Linked DNA regions of Homo sapiens: region 2 is linked to region 1. A link is an interaction called in ENCODE POLR2A ChIA-PET data of the cell type or tissue named here. Cell type or tissue: GM12878. All regions are shown on one strand. Links, peaks and the distances in the headings refer to the core of each region. The heading gives the core; the rest is flanking DNA. Region 1 overlaps LOC124904656 (a long non-coding RNA gene). Region 2 overlaps PBX4 (PBX homeobox 4).

Region 1 (8,326 bases), core at 123-8,122:
GGCCACCATGCTGCTTCCTGAGCAACCTGCTCCCCAGGAAAAGTGACCTAATCACTCCAGGCTGTTCTTCTCCGGAGCATCCTCTGGTACCCACCGAAGGAAGTGACCCCTGAGTCCTACTCAGCTCCTCCACTCACGGGATTTTTTTTTCTTGGCAACTAGTTCTCCCTATACCCAAAACCTATATGACAAGAGGATCCTTTTTATTAAAAAAATTTTTTTGCCAAGTGCGGCAAAAAATCCCAGCACAGGCCGGGCACGGTGGCTCACGCCTATAATCCCAGCACTTTAGGAGGCCGAGGCGGGTGGATCACGAGCTCAGAAGGTCGAGACCATCCTGGCTAACACGGTGACACCCCATCTCTACTAAAAATACAAAAAATTAGCCGGGCGTGGTGGTGGGCACCTGTGGTCCCAGCTACTCAGGAGGCTGAGGCAGGAGAATGGTGTGAACCCGGGAGGCGGAGCTTGCAGTGAGGCAAGGTCACGCCACTGCACTCCAGCCTGGGCGACAGAGCGAGACTCTGTCTCAGAAAAAAAAAAAAAAAATCCCAGCACTTCGGGAGTCTGTAATCCCAGCACTTTGGGAGGCCAAGAGTTTGAGACCAGCATAGCCAACATGGTGAAACCCCGTCTCTACTAAAAATACAAAAATTGGGCACGGTGGCTCACACCTATAATCCCAGCAATTTTCGAGGCCAAGGCGGGTGGATCACCTGAGGTCAGGAGTTCCAGACCAGCCTGGACAACATGGTGAAACCCCATCTCTACAAAAAATACAAAAATTAGCCGGGCATTGGTGGTTTGTGCCTGTAGTTCCAGCTACTTGGGAGACTAAGGCTGGAGAATCACTTAAACCTGGGAGGTGGAAGTTGCAGCAAGCCAAGATTGCACCACTGCACTACAGCCTGGGCGAAGAGTGAGAATCTGTCTCAAAAAAAAAATTTTTTTCTCTTTGGTCATGTGCGGTAGCTCACGCCTGTAATCCCAGCACTTTGGGAGGCCAAGGCAGGTGGATCACTTGAGGTCAGGAGTTCCAGACCAGCCTGGCCAACATGGTGAAACTCCCGTCTCTACTAAAAATACAAAAATCAGCTGGATGTGGTGGTGGGCACCTGTAATCCCAGCTACTTGGGAGACTGAGGCATGAAAATAGTTTGAACCTGGGAGGCAGAGATTGCAGTGAGCTAGGATCATGCCACTGCACTCCAGCCTGGGAGACAGAAAGAAATTCTGTCTTAAAAAAAAAAAAAGGGGGGGGTGGCAGGCGCAGTGGCTTACGCCTGTAATCCCAGCACTTTGGGAGGCTGAGACAGGCGGATCACATGAGGTCAGGAGTTCGAGACCAGCCTGGCCAACATGGTGAAAACCCTGTCTCTACTAAAAACACAAAAAATTAGCCAGGCGTAGTGGTGGGTGCCTATAATTCCAGCTACTCAGGAGGTTGACGCAGGAGAATTGCTTGAACCCGGGAGGTGGAGGTTGCGGTGAGCCGAGATCGCACCATTGCACTCCAGCCTGGGCAACAAGAGCAAAACTCTGTCTCAAAAAAAAAAATTTTTTTTTTTTGGCCAGCGTCAATGGCTCATACCTGTAATCCCATCACTTTGGGAGGCCGAGGCAGGAGGATCACTTGAGCCCAGAAGTTTCAGACCAGCCTGGCAACATGATGGGACCCTATCTCTACATAAAATTTAAAAATTCACCAGGTGCAATTAGGCCTGGTCCCCCTCCTCTCTGGCCACTCCAATCTAAAGTCAAATTGAAAAAAAATGTTGGGGCTGGGTACGGTGGCTCACGTCTATAATCCCAGCACTGTAGGAGGCCGAGGCGGGTGGATCACTTGAGGTTAGGAGTTTGAGACCAGCCTGGCCAACATGGCGAAATCCCATCTCTACTAAAAATGCAAAAATTAGCCAGGTGTGGTGGCGGGTGCCTGTAGTACCAGGTGCTCAGGAGGCTGAGGCACGAGAATCTCTTGAACCTGGAAGGTGGAGATTGCAGTGAGCCAAGATTGTGCCACTGCACTCCAGCCTGGGCAACAGGGCGAGACTCTGTCTCAAAATAAATAAATAAATAGATAAATAAATAAATAAAAATAAAATAATTTTTGTGTGTGGAGACAGGGTCTTACTCTATTTCTCAGGATGAAGTGCAGTGGCATGATGTAGCCAGGAACTGGAGCTTCAAACTCCCAGGCCCAAGCAATCCTCCCTCCTCAACCTCCCAAGTAGCTTGGACCATAGGCAGGTGCCATCACTCCCAGCTAATTTTTTAATTAATTTATTTATTTTTGTTGTTGTTGTTGTTTGTTTGTTTTGAGACGGAGTCTCACTGTCGCCCAGGCTGGAGTGCAGCAGCGCAATCTCAGCTCACTGCAACCTCCACCTCCCAGGTTCAAGTGATTCTCCTGCCTCAGCCTCCTGAGTAGCTGGGACTATAGGCCCTCACCGCCGAGCCCGGCTAATTTTTTTTGTATTTTTAGTAGAGACGGGGTTTCACCATGTGGGCCAGGATGGTCTAGATAGAACTCTTGACCTCGTGATCTACCCGCCTCAGCCTCCCAAAGTGCTGGGATTACAGGTGTGAGCCACCACGCCCAGCCTTATTTTAATTTTTTATTGAGACAGGGTCTCACTATGTTACCCACGCTGGTCCTGAACTCCTGGCTTCAAGCAATCCTGCCTCAGCCTCCAAAAGTGCTGGGATTCCAGCCCTGAGCCACTGTTCCTCGCTGAAGGGGATTCTTTTTCAGGGCATTCTTTGTGACACACTCCTTCCCTGGGTGTGTCCTGGAATGTCCGCTGGCCACACCCAGGCCTGGTCTGGCTGTGGGGACACCCACATGCATTGTCAGCCGGGTACGAGACCGGGGTGGGCTTTGCACACAGATCCCACGACTGTATACACTCAGCCCCGTGACAGGAACTGTAGCCCATGGCCACAGCATCTCTTGCTAGAAACTTTTTCAAGAAACTTACCTCAGTACTCAAAGCCACTGCGGTCAGCAAGTGCTGAACATGCCCCAATCCCTAACCTCAGAAAAGGACACTTTCTCTTAACTCCTGTGTAAAGGGTCAGGACTGGTGTCTGGCTGCCGAAGAAACTAAACATCCAGCTTCGCTTTCCCAGGTAACATTTGCTGTATCATCTGTGATGCAGGAGATGGCAATGGTATTATTATTATTATTATTATTATTATTTTTGGAAATGGAGTCTCGCGCTGTTATACTGTTGCCCAGGCTGGAGTACACAGGTGCGATCTCGGCTCACTGCAACCTCCGCCTCCCACGCTCATGTGATTCTCCTGCCTCAGCCTCCCAAGTAGCTGGGACTACAGGCACCCAGCACCACACCTGGCTAATTTTTGTATTTTTGGTAGAGACAGGGTTTCACCATGTTGGCCAGGCTGGACTCAAACTCCTGACTTCAAGTGATCCTCCTGCCCTGGCCTCCCAAAACGCTGGGATTATAGGCGTGAGCCACTATGCCTGTCCGGCAATGGCATTTTGACCAATACAACATGGGCATCTAACTAGAATTGGGGACACCCACACGGGTCATAATTTGGGGCCAAAGTAGAGTTTTTTTTGTTTTTGTTTTTTTTTTGGTAGCGATGAGGTCTCACTATGTTGCCCAGGCAGTTCTCAAACTCCTGGGCTCAAGCGATCCTCCCACCTCAGCCTCTCAAAAGGCTGGGATTACAGGCATAAGCCACCGTGCCCAGCAACATTTTTAACTCTTTTTTTTTAGAGAAAGGGTTTTGCTCTGTCACCCAGGCTGGAGTGCAGTGGCACAATTGTAGCCTACTGCAGCCTCGGCTTCCTGGGCTCAAGGGATCCTCCAGTCTCAGCCTCCAGAGTAGTTAGGACTGCAAATGCACACCACCACACTTAGACAGTTTTTAATTAATTAATTAATTAATTTTGAGACAGAGTCTCACTCTGTCACCCAGGCTGGAGTGTAGTGGTGTGATCTCTGCTCATTGCAACTCCCCATCCCAGATTCAAGTGATTCTCCTGCCTCAGCCTCCAGAGTATCTGGGATTGCAGACACATGCCACCACGCCTGGCTAATTTTTGTATTAATATTTTTAGTAGAAATGGAGTTTTGCCATGTTGGTCAGGTTGGTCTTAAACTCCTGTCCTCAAATGATCCATCTACCTTAGCCTCCCAAAGTGCTGGGATTACAGGGGTAAGCCACCATGTCCAGCCAATTTTTAAATTATTTTTTGTACAGATGGAGTCTTGCTTTGTTGCCCAGGCTGGTCTCAAACTCCTGGCCTCAAGCGATCCTCCTGCCTCAGCCTCCCAAATTGTTGGGGGGTTACAGGCATGAGCTACTGTGCCTGACCTGGAAGTGGATTTTGAAGTGGATTTTGCAGCCTGTTTGTGTCTCCCAAGCCACAAAAGACTCTGACCTTCGTGTTTGACCAGTTCCTTGGAAGGCACCAGTCTGTGTATTAAGTGGATTATCCAAACCCAGACTGACTCCTGGCACATGGAAGATGCTTTGGGATACACTTATACTAAAAGGGTATTCATTCGTGACTGATCTGAAATCCAAATCTAATGGGGCATCCTATATTTTCACTTGCTAAATGTGGCCACCCTAGATGCTCAATGACATCCTTGAATAAAGGAAGCTGATGAAGTTCAAACAAATAATTTTACCAGCGGGGTAAAAAAAGCTCAAAGCTCAGTGCACTTTGCGAAACAGTCATTTCCTCTTCCGGTCAGAATAAACTCCTGACTCCTCCCAGGCCCAAGTGATCAGCCACTCCCTCCTACCAGCTGGCTGGGCTGCTGTGCTCAGTCCCAACTCAGGAAGGACAAGAGTAGCTCCTGTGACCATAATGCCTGTCCACAAGCTGAGGCCCCACCCCACTCCGCCTCCTTTTCTTTTTCTTTGAAATGGAGTCTTGGTCTTTTTGCCCAGGCTAGAGTGCAGTGGCGTGATCTCGGCTCACTGCAACCTCCACCTCCCAGGCTCAAGCGATTCTCCTGCCTCAGCCTCCCAAACAGCTGGGATTACAGGCATGCACCACCACCCCCAGCTAATTTTTGTATTTTTAGTAGAGACAGGGTTTTCACCATGTTGGTGAGGCTGGTCTCAAACTCCTGACCTCATGATCCACCTGCCTCGGCCTCCCAAAGTGCTGGGATTACAGGCGTGAGCCACCGTGCCTGGCCACCCCCTTGCTTTTTAGACACAAGGTCTTGCTCTGTCACCCAGGCTGGAGTGCAGTGGCATAATCTTGGCTCACTGCAGCCTTAAAACTCCTCAAGTGATCTTCTGTCTCAGCCTCCCAAGTAGTTAGGACTATGGGTGCGTGCCACCAACGCGCCTGGCACTGAGACCTGGATTTTTTTTTTTTTTTTTTTGGTGAGATAGAGTCTTGCTCCGTCGCCCAGGCTGGAGTGCAGTGGGGTGATCTTGGCTCACTGCAACCTCCGCCTTCCAGGTTCAAGCGATTCTCCTGCTTCAGCCTCCCAAGTAGCTGGGACTACAGGCGCCCGCCACCATGCCCAGCTAATTTGTGTATTTTTAGTAGAGACAGGGTTTCGCTATGTTGGCCAGGCCGGTCTTGAACTCCTGACCTCGTAATCTGCCTGCCTCGGCCTCCCAAAGTGCTGGGATTACAGGCGTGAGCCACCACTCCCGGCCTGAGACCTGGATCTTAAAAAGGGCTCAGCTGGGTGTAGTCACACACCTGTAGTTCCAGTGACTTGGGAGGCTGATATAGGAGGCTAGCTTGAAGCCCAGGAGTTCAAAGTGAGACTAGCAACATAATGAGACCTCATCTCTTTTTTTTTTTTTTTTTTTTTTTTTTGAGACGGAGTCTTACTCTGTCGCCCAGGCTGGAGTGCAGTAGTGCCATCTTGGCTCACTGCAAGCTCCGCCTCCTGGGTTCATGCCTTTCTCCTGCCTCAGCCTCCCAAGTAGCTGGGACTACAGGCGCCCTCCACCACGCCCGGCTAATTTTTTGTATTTTTAGTAGAGACAGGGTTTCACCATGTTAGCCAGGATGGTCTCAATCTCCTGATCTCGTGATCTGCCCACCTCGACCTCCCAAAGTGCTGGGATTACAGGCGTGAGCCACCGTGCCTGGCCGAGACCTCATCTCTTTAAAAAATAATAATAATAAAGTTGGCTGAGTGTGGTGGCTCACGCTTGTAATCCCAACATTTTGGGAAGCCGAGGTGAGAGGATTGCTTGGGCCCAGGAGTTCAAGGGCAGCCTGGCGAACATAATAAGACTCCCATCTCTACAAAAAAACTTAAAAATTAGCTAGGCGTGGTGGCCTGCACCTGCAGTCCCAGGTATTCGGGAGGCTGAGGTGGGAGGATCGCTTGAGCTGGGGAGGTTGAGGCTGCAGTGAGCTGTGATCATGCCACTGCACTCCAGCCTCAGCAACAGAGCAAGACCCTGTCTCTAAAATCAGAAAGAAAGGAAGAAAAGGCAAAAAGAGGGGAAAAGAAGCCAAGAGAAAGGCTTGAAATGCATGTGGATGAAAGCCCTGACCTGTATTTTAGGCTCAGTTACACTCAGATGTAACTGTGTGTCTGGGATGCAAAAGAGCTCAGATCCTACAGAATCTCAAGGTGAATTCTTTTCCCTGAGTAGCATAAGGCATCTTTTTCCCATCTAACACTGGGTTGGGCTCCTCCCTTCTGTATGCAAAGTGGCCACAAGTGCCCAAAATGAACTCCCTCCAGTTCAGAAATGCATTCCTTCCTGGTTAGGGAAGTCACTGTTTTGACTTAGAAGTCTTCTATACTTCAGGCGTCTAGTGTCTACCTAATACCTTTTGCCTCAGAAAAGGGTCTAATCCCACTTAATTACAAGAAGATTTGCTGTTAGGTTTTTGACCTAGAGATCTAAAAAGGCCTGGCTGAAAGAGTTCCTGAGCTCCATCTGGACTTAATTCCAGATTTTCTAGCCAACCAACACTAATAAAGCTATACTCTGCTCCCCACCTCTGTATAATTCAGGTGCTACCTGACTTTCTCTGGTGAAGCAGCAGGAGTATTTAGGCCAACCTGTTGGTTTGGCTGTGTCTGTTTCTCTCTGGAAATAGACAATGACTTTTTCTTTTTTTTTTCTTGTTTTTGAGACAGAGTCTCACTCTATCGCCCAGGCTGGAGTGTAATGGCACACTCTTGGCTCACTGCAACCTCTGCCTCCCAGGTTCAAGTGATTCTCCTGCCTCAGCCTCCTGAGTAGCTGGGATTACAGGCGCCTGCCACCGCTCCTGGCTAATTTTTGTTTTATTTATTTATTTATTTATTTATTTATTTATTTATTTACTGAGACGGAGTCTCGCTGTCTCCCAGGCTGGATGCAGTGGCTCAATCTTGGCTCACTGCAAGTTCCACCTTGCCAGGTTCACGCCATTCTCCTGCCTCAGCCTCCCAAGTAGCTGGGACTACAGGCGCCCGTAATTTTTGTATTTTTAGTAGAGACAGGGTTTCGCCATGTTGGCAGGCTGGTCTAGAAATCCTGACCTCAGGTGATGCGCCTGCTTCGGCCTCCCAAAGTGGAGGGATTACAGGCGTGAGCCACTGCTCCCAGAGAGTATCTCATTCTTAACAGTTCTTTAACTGTTATCAAAATATTGGTCTCAAAGTACTTTAAGGCACCGAAATGAGGCACACATAAACATATCATCAACACGCTGAAATGTCATGAAAAAAATTATACTGAGAGACGTATATAAAATAAGATTTTTTTTCTTTTCTTTTTTTTTTTTTGAGACAGAGTCTTGCTCTGTAGCCCAGGCTGGAGTGCAGTGGCGCAATCTCAGCTCACTGCAAGCTCCGCCTCTCCGGTTCGCACCATTCTCCTGCCTCAGCCTCTGGAGTAGCTGGGACTACAGGCCCCCGCCACCACGCTCTGCTAACTCTTTTTTTGTATTTTTAGTAGAGATGGGGTTTCACCGTGTTAGTCAGGATGGTCTCGATCTCCTGACCTCATGATCCGCCCGCCTCAGCCTCCCACAGTGCTGGGATTACAGGCGTGAGCCACCGCTCCCGACCCAAGATTATTTTTTTAAACTGAAAAAATGTATAGTAATTAGCCAATAAACCAGAATCTGTAACATTAGATATATATATATATATATATATATATATATATATATTTTTTTTTTTTTTTTTTTTTTTTTTTTTCCTGAGGCGGAGTTTTGCTCTGTTGCCAGGCTGCAGTGCAGTGGTGCGATCTCGGCTCACGGCAACCTCTGCCTCCTGGTTTCAAGTGATTCTCCTGCCTCAGCCTCCCAAGTAGCTGGGACTACAGGCACGCGCCAAGACCAGCTACTTTTTT
Region 2 (8,326 bases), core at 111-8,110, 210 kb after region 1:
TAAGGCAAGAACCCCAGAATATAGAAAGCCCTTTGTCCTTGAGATAGGGCAGAGGGTCTAACTGAGCTGATTAACACAAGAAGCCTGCTTCTCTTTCAGCTAAGCTGAAAGAGCACACTGTAACGCATGCCCACTGGGGCTTTGGGAGCTATAAACACAACCCTAAGACGCTGCGCTGCTGCTGTGGGGTTGGAGACCACGTTCCCCCCACCTGTCTGACTGCATGCTCCCCCTTAGGGGTTTGAGCTGTGGGGCACCGAAGAAGTGAGCCACATCCGTCACACACCCTGCAAGGGGGAAAAGGGAACACTCCTGTTTCACCCGGGCTCCGGGAACACCAAGCTCAGGCCTGCGTCATGAACTCTTTCCCAGCAAGAGAGCGGAGGTGGCCAGGCGCGGTGGCTCATGCCTGTAATCCCAGCACTTTGGGAGGCTGAGGTAGGTGGATCACCTGAGGTCAGGAGTTCAAGACCAACCTGACCAACATGGCGAAACCCCGTCTTTACTGTGATCCCAGCTACTTGGGAGGCTGAGACATGAGAATAGCTTGAACCTGGGAGGTGGAGCTTGCAGTGGGCCGAGATCGTGCCATTGCACTCCAGCCTGGGCAACAAAGCGAGACTCCGTCTCAAAAAAACAAAACAAAACAAAACAAAACAAAACAAAACAAAGATGCAGAAAGGCCAGGTTCAGTGGCTCACCCTGTAATCCCAGCACTTTGGGAGGCTGAGGTGGGAAGATCACTTCAGCTCAGGAGTTTGAGAGCAGCCTGGGCAACATAGCAAGACCCCATCTCTACAAAAAATTTTAAAAAATGAGTCAGGTTTGGTGGCACACACCTGTAATCCCAGCTACTCGAGAAGCTGAGACAGGAAGATCGCTTGAGCCCCGGAGTTTGAGGCTGCAGTGAGCTGACTGCGCCACTGCACTCCAGCCAGTTCGACAAAGTAAGACCCCCTCTCCCACCAAAAAAAGATACAGAAAATTAACAAAATCAATTAAAACCCTTGGGCAAACCTGGTCAGGCACGGTAGCTCATGCCCTAATCCCAGCACTTTAGGAGGCTGGGGTTGGGGGGAATCACCTGAGGTCAGGAGTTCCAGACCAGCCTGGCCAACATAGTGAAACCCCATCTCTACTAAAAATAGAAAAAGCTCACGCCTGTAAACCCAGCACTTTGGGAGGTTGAGGCGGGAAGATCACCTCAGATCAGGAGTTGGAGACCAGCCTGACCAACATGGAGAAATCCCATCTCTACTAAAAATACAAAATTAGCTGGGCATGGTGGCACATGCCTGTAATCCCAGCTACTCGGGAGGCTGAGGCAGGAGAATTGCTTGAACCCACGAGGCGGAGGTTGTGGTGAGCCGAGATCATGCCATTGCACTACAGCCTGGGCAACAAGAGCGAAACTTCATCTCAAGAAGAAAGAAAGAAAAATTAGCTGGGTGTAGTGGTGCACACCTGTAATCCCAGCTACTCAGGAGGTGGAGGCTCGAGAACCGCTTGCACCCAGGAGGCGGAGGTAGCAGTGAGCCAAGATCGTGCCACTGCACTCCAGCCTGGGTGACAGAGCGAGACTCTGATTCAAAAAAATAAAAAACCCACAGGCAAATCAAAGAATAGAAAGAACCTTCCTTAACCTGATAATGGGCATGTCCTCAAGCCCCACAGCAAACCCCAGTCTTCCTGGAGATATTTTAAAGCCACTGATTCAAATCAGACACAGGTAGACAGGGAGGTCCCTCCTCGGCTCAGACCAGCAGGGTCCAGTCAAGGAGACCAGAAACTCGGGAGGGGGACAGACCAGCAGGCAGCAAGGCATGACGAAGAAGATGTGACCCACTCACAGGCTGAAGGGTGTCCCTACAGCTGGAGTAACCCAGAGAGTCATGGATGTAATGGACAACTTCCCCTCCCCTCCACACTGCCCCCAACAGACCTCAAGGTGTGGTCTGACATGACCAAGGGCTGGTTTTTTTTTTTTTTTTTTTTGAGATGAAGTCTCACTCTGTTGCCTAAACTGGAGTGCAGTGGCACAATCTCGGCTCACGGCAACCTCCACCTCCAGGGTTCAAGCGATTCTCCTGCCTCAGCCTCCTGAGTAGATGGGACTATAGGCATGCACCACCATGCCTGGCTAATTTTTGTATTTTTAGTAGAGATGGGGTTTCACTATGTTGGCCAGGCTGGTCTCGAGCTCCTGACCTCGTGATCACCCCCTTGGCCTCCCAAAGGGCTGGGATTACAGGCGCGAGCCACCTCCTGGCCCAAGGGCTGTTTTATCTTATGGTTTCCTGGGCATCATGGGCACTGAGTTTACTCCTTAACTCTAAACAAGGAGACTTCTGGAGCCCAGCCTGTTTGTATTAAGAACTGCCTGGCTTTACCTTTTAGGCCACATCCCACAGGTTAGTTCATTTAAGTAACATTCTAGGACAGGCGCTAGAACAGGCTTTGTTCTGTTCTCTGAGGCAGACCAGCCTGGCCAACATGGTGAAACCCCATCTCTATTAAAAATATAAAATTAGCTGGGCGTGGTAGTGCACACCTGTAATTCCAGCTACTTGGGGGGCTGAGGCAGGAGAATCTCTTGAACCCGGGAGGCAGAGGTTGAGGTGAGTCCAGATTGCGCCACTATACTCCAGCCTGGGTGACAGTGTGAGACTCCATCTCAAAAAAAAAAAGTAACATTCTAGATAAATCCTTATCTTAAGTCATGGAAGTTTCTCAGATCCACAGGACTTTAAAAAGAATAACCCTTAAAAAACACTCATCAGTTTCTGAAATAGTGGCTGCCACACACTAGATATTCACCCAACTGAGGGATTATCACACTAGGCAAATCTCCGTCATCTCTAATTAAAATACATCACAACCAGTCACAACTGAAGTGTGTCAGGCCTCTGAGCCCAAGCTAAGCCATCATATCCCTTGTGACCTGCACGTATACATCCAGATGGCCTGAAGCCACTGAAGATCCACAAAAGAAGTGAAAATAGCCTTAACTGATGACATTCCACCATTGTAATTTGTTTCTGCCCCACCCTAACTGATCAATGTACTTTGTAATCTCCCCCACCCTTAAGAAGGTTCTTTGTAATTCTTTCCACCCTTGAGAATGTACTTTGTGAGATCCACCCCCTGCCCAAAAAACACATTACTCCTAACTTCACCGCCTATCCCAAAACCTATAAGAACTAATGATAATCCCACCACCCTTTGCTGACTCTCTTTTTGGACTCAGCCCACCTGCACCCAGGTGAAATAAACAGCCATGTTGCTCACAGAAAGCCTGTTTGGTGGTCTCTTCACACGGACGCGTGAGAAATGAAGATGCTGGAACCACAATCAAATATGCAAATTAATTTCATTTCCATATGTTTACATGTTTGTTAATTAAAACACTGCAGTTCTGAAATAAACTAGTATGTGATTTTTAAAAAAATGCCTACTGTTCTGTACATTTAAAAAATAAATAGGCTGAGCATGTGGTGGCTTATGCCTGTAATCCTAGCACTTTGAGGGGCTGAGACGGGAGGATCACTTAAGCCCAGGAGTCCCAGACCAGCCTGGGCAACACAGCAAGACCCCCATCTATAAAAAGTACAAAAATTAGCCGGATATGGTGGCTTCTATCTGTAGTCTCAGCTACTTGAGAGGCTGAGGTGGGAGGATCACCTGAACCTGGGAAGTCAAGAATGCATTGAGCCATGATCATGCCACTGTACTCCAGCCTGTCTCTTTGAGACAGAGCAAGACCCTGTCTCAAAAAATAAACAAACAATTATATGAGCTGCTAATGCTGAGTAAAAATGATATGCGGTTTAGGCTTGTTTTTCTGTGCTACTGTCCTTGCATGTGGTAACAGGGCAAAAGGAAGACAGCAAAACACTGTAATATATAGTGCTGTAATATATATTTTTCCAGATGTGCCAGGCAGCACATCTGGAAAAACAAGCCCCTGTGAGGAGTTGCAAACATTTAAGAGCCACAGCTAAGAAAAACAGCACTTGGCCGGGCATGATGGCTCCTGCCTGTAATCCCAGCACTTTGGGAGGCCACGAAGTCAGGAGATCAGGATTATCATGGCTAACACGGTAAAACCCCATCTTTACTAAAAATACAAAAAATTAGCCAGGCGTGGTGGCATGCACCTGTAGTCCCAGCTACTCAGGAGGCTGAGGCAGGAGAATCGTTTGAACCCAGGAGGTGAAGGTTACAGTGAGCCGAGATCGCGCCACTGTACTCCAGCATGGGCGACAGAGTGAGATTCCGTCTCAAAAAAAGAAAAAGAAAAAGAAAAAGAAAAACAGCACTCACTGATGGCTTCTATCTACCATAAACAATTTTCTTTTTCTTTTTAATTTTTTTGAGACGCAGTCTCACTCTATTGCCCAGGCTGGAGTGCAGTGGCACAATCTTGGCTCACTGCAACCTCTGCCTCTCAGGTTCAAGTGATTCTCCTGCCTCACCCTCACAAGTAGCTGGGATTACAGGCACCCGCCACCCCACCCAGCTAATTTTTGTTTTTTTGTTTTGTTTTTGTTTTTTGACTACCAGAAAATAAACACGAACTTTATTAATAGCAATAGAAAGGGTTTCCAATTTCTCAGAATGAAAATAACATGACACCAGTACAAGTGTTAAAACAGTAGGCCGGGAGCAGTGGCTCACGCCTGTAATACCAGCACTTTGGAAGGCCAAGGCGGGCATATCACCTGAGGTCGGGAGTTTGAGACCAGCCTGGCCAACGTGGTGAAACCCCATCTCTACTAAAAATACAAAAATTAGCCGGGCGTGGTGGCGGACTCCTGTAATCCCAGCTACTTGGGCAGCTGAGGCAGGAGAACTGCTTGACCCCGGGAGGCAGAGGTTGTGGTGAGCCAAGATCGAGCCATTGCACTCCAGCCTGGGTGACAGAGCAAGACTCCGTCTCAAATTAAAAAAAAAAAAAAAAAAAAAGAGTAAATGCCTACATTTCTTGTTCTGATAGCTTCCCACCACACACCAAAGGTTCCTCAAGGACAGCTGCCACAGAGCTGCTGCAAGAACATGTTTTCCACTGAGCGTAGTTTCACAGTCAACTACTCAAGCAGAAGACTAAAATATTATTTCTTTTTAGAAGATCTTGGTTGAGGGAGCACATATCAATATGGAGAACAGATCTTTGCTTCTCGAATTCAAGAAAAAACATTAATTAATCTATCAGTTTTTCTCCGATACAGTGTCCCAGAGTGCTCTGTGAAGAATCCTTTTACATCCCTACTACATGCCTGGGTGAAGGGAGAGGAGGGGGTGGCAAGCTGCCAGTACACCAGCAGGCACTCCTGGTGATGCTCTGGGCTCTGCTCCCTTTCTGCTGGTAATAGTAGGCATCTTTTCTGAAAGCTGCAGCAGCTTGATGTGGGGCGGTGGGGAGGAAGGGGCCACTTACCAATCACCTCTTCTTGAAGCCGTATTTTTTGCGTTCATAGAAGAGGTCTTAGAGCTCCCCAAATAGACAATCTTCAGGCAGCCATCCCTATTCTTCTCCTGGATGGTGCACTCCTTACAATAATAGGCATCAGAGACCCCAGGGCCTCCACAGATCACACAGAGCCCCGGTAAGATCCATAGTTACATTCATCACATATGCACACCAGAGTGCAGGGACGCACATAGGAGTCACAGATAACACATTTGCCATCACATTTTTCACACAGTCATCTGATGGCAACACCAGCCTGCTTGCGGCAAAAGATCAAATCAGGATGATGTTTAGCCATAGTTCCCAACTAAGCTGGCCACCACACAATTTTTGTATTTTTAGTAGAGACAGGGTTTCACCATGTTGGCCAGGCTGGTCTCGAACTCCTGACCTCGTGATCTACCCGCCTCACCCTCCGAAAGTGCTGGCATTACAGGTGTGAGCCACCGTGTGGCCCAATTTTTTCATCTGAAGAAATGCTCTAATTTCAAACAACAACAAATGAGAGCCATGGGGGAAAGGTCTAGAAGCTTCAGGAGCTGGGCTACAGTCACCATGAGGTGTGGTGCCTCTTTGGCTGAGTCTCACACAGGGAGGTAACCAGCCTAGCAACATGCACACTAACCATGACCAACCAATTCCCAGCCTGCGAATCAAAGAGTTTTAGGTCATCCAATGCCCTGACTACTCTAAAAAGAATTTCCCAAGGAACTGATCTATCAATAAGTTCACCAGGGCTGGACAGGTTGGCTCATCCCTGTAATCCCAGCACTTTTAGAGGCTGAGAAGGGAGGATTGCTTGAGGACAAGAGTTTAAGACCAGCCTGGGCAACACAGCAAGATCCCATCTCCACAAAAAAATATCCAGGCATGGTGGTGCCCACTTGTAGTCCCAGCTACTCCAGAGGCTGAGGCAGGAGGATCACTTGAGCCCGGGAATTCAAGGGAGCAGTGAGCTATGATCACACCAGTGCCTCCAACCCGCATGACAGAGCGAGATCTTGACTCAAAAAAAGAACGTAAAAAGAGGCTGGGTGCGGTGGCTCACACCTATAGTCCCAGCACGTTGAGAGGTCGAGGCCGGCGGATCACGAGGTCAGGAGATCGAGACCATCCTGGCTAACACGATGAAACCCCATCTCTACTAAAAATACAAAAAATTAGAGGAGTGTGGTGGTGGGCGCCTGTAGTCCCAACTACTCAGGAGGCGGAGGCAGGAGAATGGCATGAACCCGAACCCAGGAGGTGGAGCTTGCAGCGAGCCGAGATTGCACCACTGCACTCCAGCCTGGGCAACTGAGCGAGACTCTGTCTAAAATAAATAAATAAATAACTAAAGACAAAGAAAAAGAAAGAAAAAAAAGTTCTGGTCAGGCACGGTGGCTCATGCCTGTAAATCCCAGCACTTTGGGAGGCCGAGGCGGGTGGATTACCTGAGGTCAGGAGTTCGAAACCAGCCTGGCCAACGCGGTGAAATCCCATCTCTACTAAAAATACAAAAATTAGTTGGGCATGGTGGCGGGCACCTGTAATCCCAGCTACTTGGGAGGCTGAGGCAGGAGACCCGCTTGAACCCGGGAAGTGGAGGTTGCAGTGAGCCGAGATCGCACGATTGCACTCCAGCCTGGGTGACAGAGCGAGACTCCATCTCAAAAGAAAAAAAGAAGCTCCCTAGTATCTACGGTGTGCCAATCCCACAACAGGGCAGAGATGAACCACAGATCTGCCTTGTGCTTTCTTGATGCTGGTCTTCCAGGAAAGGAGTCAGAGGTCAGAAGACAAACCAGAAAAGTGCAAGCACACAAGACAGTTTCCGTCAGTGGTTAAGCCCTAAGAGGCAGCAAAGAAGTGCTAATTCATAAGAATGTGTATGTGCACTAAGGCCTTAAGCTACAGGCACACTGTTTTAGATACGGCCCCTACCAAAGACCCTCAATCCTTGAGGTAAGCTTTATTGAGATATAATTCACATGCCATATAATTCATCTGCTTAAAGTGAATACTTCAGTGGTTTTTAGTTTATTTCCAAGGTTGTGCGACCACCACCACTAGCTAACATTCTCATCCTCCCTAAAGATACCCCGTCTCTATGAGCAGTCACTCTTTACGCCCCCTCCCTAGCCCCGGGACAACCACGAGTCTTCCTGTCTCTATGGATTTGCCTGATCTGGACTCTTCATATTGATGGAATCACACAGCATGTGATGTGACACTTCACATCTGGCTTCTCCTACCCAGCATCATGTTTTCAAGGTGCACCCATGTTGCAGCCTGTGCCAATACTTCATTCCTCTTTATGGCTGAATAATACTCCATTGCATGGATGGACCACGTTTTGTTTTGTTTTCTTTCTTTTTTTTTTTTTTTTGAGAGAGAGTCTTGCTCTGTCACCTAGGCTGGAGTACAGTGGCGTGATCTCCGCTCACTGCAACCTCCGCCTCCCAGGTGCAAGTGATTCTCGCGCCTCAGCCTCCCGATTAGCTGGGATTACAGGCATATGCCACCACGCCCAGCTAATTTTTATATTTTTAGTAGAGACGGGGTTTCACCATGTTGGCCAGGCTGGTCTCGAACCCCTGACCTCAAATGATCCCCCCACCTTGGCCTCCCAAAGTGCTGGAATTACAGGTGTGAGCCATGGCGCCTGGACACACATTTTGTTTTTCTAGTTATCATGGACATCAGGTTGTTTTCAGATTCCTTAATCTGTATATTTATATACAATGATCCACTTCTCTGTCCAACAGACACTTTGGCAATGATAGGATGTTCTAGACCTTTCTATTATAGGAGGCACCAGCCCTGTGTGGCTGCTGAGACTTGAAATGTGGCTGGTGTGGCTGAGGAATGCACTGG

Evidence for each region. Peaks named below come from ENCODE experiments on the same cell type or tissue, not always from the same donor. Only the 100,000 strongest peaks of a DNase experiment are listed, where the experiment ranks them.
Region 2: POLR2A ChIA-PET joins it to region 1 with 5 read pairs; 4 of 35 experiments call an interaction of 5 or more read pairs at or near these places.

Annotation. Positions count from the first base shown.
Region 1 is chr19:19,368,458-19,376,783 of GRCh38, forward strand. The region is part of intron 1 of LOC124904656 (a long non-coding RNA gene); the gene reads right to left. Among named protein-coding and RNA genes, the nearest start is that of GATAD2A, 33 kb to the right of the region's middle. RefSeq lists an enhancer at 2,407-3,606. In GM12878, for the core only: no CTCF peak of the experiment used is centred there; a DNase peak (open chromatin) is centred at 4,707; H3K27ac peaks cover 545 bases.
Region 2 is chr19:19,582,649-19,590,974 of GRCh38, forward strand. All of the region lies in intron 2 of PBX4 (PBX homeobox 4), which reads right to left. It also overlaps the pseudogene PHF5AP1. Among named protein-coding and RNA genes, the nearest start is that of PBX4, 32 kb to the right of the region's middle. In GM12878, for the core only: no CTCF peak of the experiment used is centred there; no DNase peak of the experiment used is centred there; H3K27ac peaks cover 149 bases.